Regions from separate parts of the Homo sapiens genome. Here region 1 is linked to region 2. The links are chromatin loops, found by intact Hi-C in ENCODE. Cell type or tissue: HCT116. All regions are shown on one strand. Region 1 has its middle 5.9 kb from the start of DBR1. Region 2 overlaps PIK3CB (phosphatidylinositol-4,5-bisphosphate 3-kinase catalytic subunit beta).

The links. A loop is a pair of places that touch in the nucleus more often than their neighbours do. Peaks named below come from ENCODE experiments on the same cell type or tissue, not always from the same donor. Only the 100,000 strongest peaks of a DNase experiment are listed, where the experiment ranks them.
Region 1: a loop joins it to region 2, with 3 times the contacts of the local background. A loop is called at or near these places in 3 of 110 quality-filtered maps.

Annotation. Positions count from the first base shown.
Region 1 is chr3:138,179,525-138,182,024 of GRCh38, reverse strand. No RefSeq gene overlaps it. Among named protein-coding and RNA genes, the nearest start is that of DBR1, 5.9 kb to the right of the region's middle. In HCT116, a CTCF peak has its summit at 1,239 (motif pointing left); a DNase peak (open chromatin) is centred at 1,224.
Region 2 is chr3:138,698,251-138,700,750 of GRCh38, reverse strand. PIK3CB (phosphatidylinositol-4,5-bisphosphate 3-kinase catalytic subunit beta) reads left to right here. Exons shown (of 24, transcript NM_006219.3): 13 at 1,656-1,844. Among named protein-coding and RNA genes, the nearest start is that of FAIM, 91 kb to the right of the region's middle. In HCT116, CTCF peaks have their summits at 1,213 and 1,413 (motif pointing left); a DNase peak (open chromatin) is centred at 1,390.

The DNA.
Region 1 (2,500 bases), 520 kb after region 2:
TAATTGGATCTCAGAAAAGGGAAAACTTTTTTTTCTTTTGCTATAAAGGACATCAATGGGAAAATTGGAAAAATTTGAATAAAGTCTGTAGATAAGGTATCATTGCTAATGTATTGATTTTGATAATTGTACTGCTGTCATGGAAAGAATGCCCTTGTTTTTAGGAAATACACAATGAAAAATGTAAGTGTAAAAAATTGAGTCACTGTGGATTGAGCAACTGTTTTTCTTTAATAATGAAAAAGAAACTCTTTTAATTTATTTTAATAATGAAAAGAATTTCACAAAAGAGAACCTAGCTAAGGATCCTGGAAATTTATTCATTTGACAAAACATAGATAGATAGATGATAGATAGATAGATAGATAGATAGAGATATACTAGGTACCTACTATGTGCCAGGCACAATGCCCAGGAGTGGAATACAATTATGAACAAGATGGATATATTCCCTGTTTTCACAGAGCTTTCAGGCAAGAAGTAGAGAGTCAAGCTAACAAGTCACTACACTGTAGGGTGGTAAGTGAGAGGGTGTGGGGCCAAGGGAGTACATAGGAGAGAAACCTCACCAGAACTGAGATCATAGGAGGGCCTTATGGTAGAGCTGGCACCCAAGCTCTGACCTGAAGTGTAAATAGGAATGAAGCAGGCAAAGCCCTGCATGCTATTCCACACAGATCATGGCTCATCCGTGAACATTTGTCTAATCGAACAATTAAGATACTACTTCCCTGGATATAGATGTGGAAACACTGGCAGATTGTCCAAAATCATATTAGGACAAGAGCCCCAATTATTTATAGGTGAAGAAGAAACACTCTATATACTATCAGCCCATCTTTGATGGTTATATGACCTTCTGGATTGCCCAGGTAATAGAAAGGCTCCCCTACTTCCCTCAAGCAAGGGTGACCACATTAGGCAGATGCATTTCAAATGGGGAAGCAATAATAACAAATTACACAAAACAGATCTGATCTTTTTACCACTTAACAATACAGGAACATAATTTGGAAGCCATAAAACCTATACACAGGAGATATTCCTTGTTTTTTTCCTGCTAAAATCAGAAAGTCTACCAAATTTCTGATAAGTTCAGAGATTAGAGACACCACAGGACTCTTTTATCTGTCTGTGATGTTTGCTTTTCTGTACAATTACTGACTACAGTTTTACTGCATCAGGCATAGGTCTCTGTCTCTCAGCTTTCTTGTAGCGTGCTGCCATCAGGTGGTAATAGGTGCCATAATCACTTAGTTCAATTATAAGATATGGATAGCAATGATGAATGTTTTTCCTGATGTTTGTTAACACTTTACTTATAAGCGAATTTGAAAACCCATTGCCCAAATACACCATAGTGCACTCCCTTATTTCATGCAGGTTTCTGCTCAATATGTCACCCTAACAGCAAGGCCTTCCTGAACTACCTTGTATTAACTACTCTGCAACATTTCCTGTCCCTTTACACTGCTCCATTTTTAATCATCCATCTTTTAAACACAATTCTTCCTTCCTGAATTCTTATTTTTATTCACCTCTTATTTGGCTGGATTTCATTATAGTCTTTTTTTTTAGGAAGGGTCCATGAGTGTTGTCTCCCTGGAGTTCTTTTCAGTGGTCAAAAACATCTGCTTGCTGCCTTTTACATGAATAACATCTTGACTGGCATATCATACAGGAAAACAGAATCCCTTCTAAGTTTTTTAAACAAAAAGATGACAAGTTATTGGAAGACCTAAAGTTGCAAACAGGCAGGGTTTATTTTACTTGAGATCAGGAGCTGCAGAACGTTCATCACCACTGAAGGAGCTTAGGGTGCTGGCTGCCACTGAGAAGGTCAGGCTTGTCTGCTGCTACCACAGTTGCCAGAGACAGAAAAGAAACAGCTTTTACCTTTCCTCTACCTCCTAATCTCACACAAGTGCCTCCCACTTGTAAAACCTAATCCAGAACTAAGGTGGCAAGGGAATCCAAAAAATGTGGTTCCTTAGCTTCTAGCCCCTGCAATACAGGTATGAGCAGAGAAGTAAAGATATATATATATCTTTACTTATATATATATATGTAATTTGAGAATAAGTTTCAGAAATGATGTCCATTTACACCTAAATATTTCAGTGTGTGTTTCCTGAAAACAAGGAATTCCTTTATATAACACCAGTGAAATGATCAAAATTGGGAAATTAATGCTAATATCCTTCTATCTAATTTGCAGATCTTATTCAGATTTTGTCAATTGCCCTAATAATGTTTTTTTTTTTTTCTGGTAAATCTCTCTTTTTTTTTTTTTAAGACAGGGTCTCGTTCTGTCACCCAGGTTGGAGTGCAGTGGCATGATCATGGCTCACTACAGTCTTGACCTCCCCGGCTCAAGTGATTCTCCTACCTCAGCCTCCTGAATAGCTAGGGACACAGGCACCCACCATCACACCTAGCTAATGTTTTCTTTCTAATTTTTTTGTAAAGGGTTCTCATTATGTTGCCAGGGTGTTCTCAA
Region 2 (2,500 bases):
ATCTCTATCTATCTATCTATCTATCTATCTATCTATCTATCTATCTATCTATCTATCTTTTTAGAGTCAGGGTCTTGCTCTGTTGCCCGGGCTGGAGTGCAATGGTACAGTCATAGCTCACTGCAGCCTTGAACTCCTCTTCTCCCCCATTCATCTCTTTTTTCTTTCTTCTTTTTTTTAACTTATAGGAGATGGATTTGTGATTTCCATTTATTCGATGATTTGTAATTAGTTACTGTCATTTATCTTAATGTTTAATTTATCCCAGATCTGGCTCATGGGAGCCCATTTAAGCTGTCTCTTGTCTCTTTTTGCTTTGTCCCTATCATTCTTTGAGCATTTCTTTCTTTCCGATACAACAGCGTATTCCACACTCATCTAGTACTTTCCCTACCCCAGCCTTGGAATCAGGCATTTCTCCGGAGAGTTTCATTTTTTATATTCAGTTTATTCCTTTTATTTGTGAAAAGTATGTAGGGATGGATGGATGGATGGATGGACGGACGGATAAACAAACGGATGGAATGGATTGACAGTGTCTCGCTTTGTTGCCCAGACTGGAGTGCAGTGACACGATCATGGCTCACTGCAGCCTCAACCTCCTGAGCTCAAGTGATCCTCCCACCTCAGCCTCCTGAGTAGCTAGAACTGCAAGCACATGCCACTATACCTAGCTATTTAAAAATTTTTTTTTAATTTCTATTTTTTTTAGTAGAATTAGGGGTCTCACTTTGTTGCCCAGGCTGTTCTTGAACTCCGGGGCTCAAGCAGTCTTCCTGCCTTAGCCTCACAAAGTGCTGGGATTACAGGCGTGAGCCACCATACCTGGCCTGTGTAAGATCTAGGCCCTGGATATGCTCATTGCCCCTGGGTATAAAGTAAGTAAGTGCTCCTTGGAGAATGCAGGGGTGCAGTTGCTTCCAGGCCCTTTTGTGAAACAGAGCTAGACAGTATATATTTGTTTACCTCCATATGTTTGGGAAAATAAACATACACAGAGATATATTTATTTATCCATCTATTAAAGACCATGAGTTCTCATCAATACCTCTAATATGGATCCATTCCCACTGTATATTTTCTAGTCTTTGTCTTTTCATATTTGTAATTCCCTTTTCTAATGATGAGAAATCTGGATTTCTGTTAACTTTGGTGTATTTACTTATTTGCTCAATCCCCTGTTTGTAATCAGTCTTCTAGTCTTATAACTGTCTTCTTAGTCTCCACCTCATTATCCTTTTTTTTTTGTATTTTGTATTTTTTGTAAAGACGGGTTTTCACCACGTTGCCCAGGCTAGTCTCAAACTCCTGACCTCAGGCAGTCCACCCACCCACATTGGCCTCCCAAAGTGTTGGGATTACAGGCGTGAGCCACCTTGCCTGGCCTGACTTGGATTTTTATCCAAAAAGCAATACTGCCACCCAGTGTTTGCACAGTTTACATTTTTAGATTTTTAGAAACTGTTTTAAGAATCTCTTCATCCTTAGCTTAGAAATTATTAAAGGATCTACCTTTTTTTTTTTTTTATGGAATTATATTTTTGTATCTCACATACTTAGGTTCATTTATTATATATAAATATATATAAATTTACTGAAAGTTCGCTGTGGTGTTTGCACAATTAAATTCTATAATGAGCATTTTACTTTTTTAGAGTCGAGGTGGAAAAAAGTTTCTTCCTGTATTGAAAGAAATCTTGGACAGGGATCCCTTGTCTCAACTGTGTGAAAATGAAATGGATCTTATTTGGACTTTGCGACAAGACTGCCGAGAGATTTTCCCACAATCACTGCCAAAATTACTGCTGTCAATCAAGTGGAATAAACTTGAGGATGTTGCTCAGGTAACAAAAGATCGTTTCTATAACTTTTTTTGGGTGTATGGTACTTGGTTGGATTCACATAAAGTATCCTTTTCTCATAGGTATATTTTCATAGATAGGATAATTTAAGCAGGAGAAATTTTGAGGTTTTAAACTCTTATACTCCAAGTAATGGACCAGAACATTTCCAGAATTTAAAAATCTCAGATTTTGGGTAGGATTGCCATACCTTTCACCAAATACAATTGAAACATTGATCTTGGGACAATTATCTATCAAAAGTACCACTTTCTAAGACGTGGGTACCTTCTACCAGCTTCATCAGTGAACTCCAGAGTTTTAAATCTTTTAGACTCTTTGCAATGACTGTTCTAGAATGAATGTCCATTGTTTGAAAATTACATCTATTACAGAGAATAATATTTTAGATAATATATCATTCAGGTCAATTTTAACATTCATTTCAGTTGTCCAGTATTGCTGAATGTATGCGTTTTGACAGAATAGAAAAAAGACCATTTTGCTTCAGAAACCCACCAAATTTTAGTTCCCTGATTTAATTTTCAAGACCCTGCCAAAAAGCACTGGCATTTATTCAATTCAAACAACCCACCAGTGCTCAATAGAAAGACCTTTGAAATGGGTTTTTTAATCAGAACAAATAAATTTGGTCTACT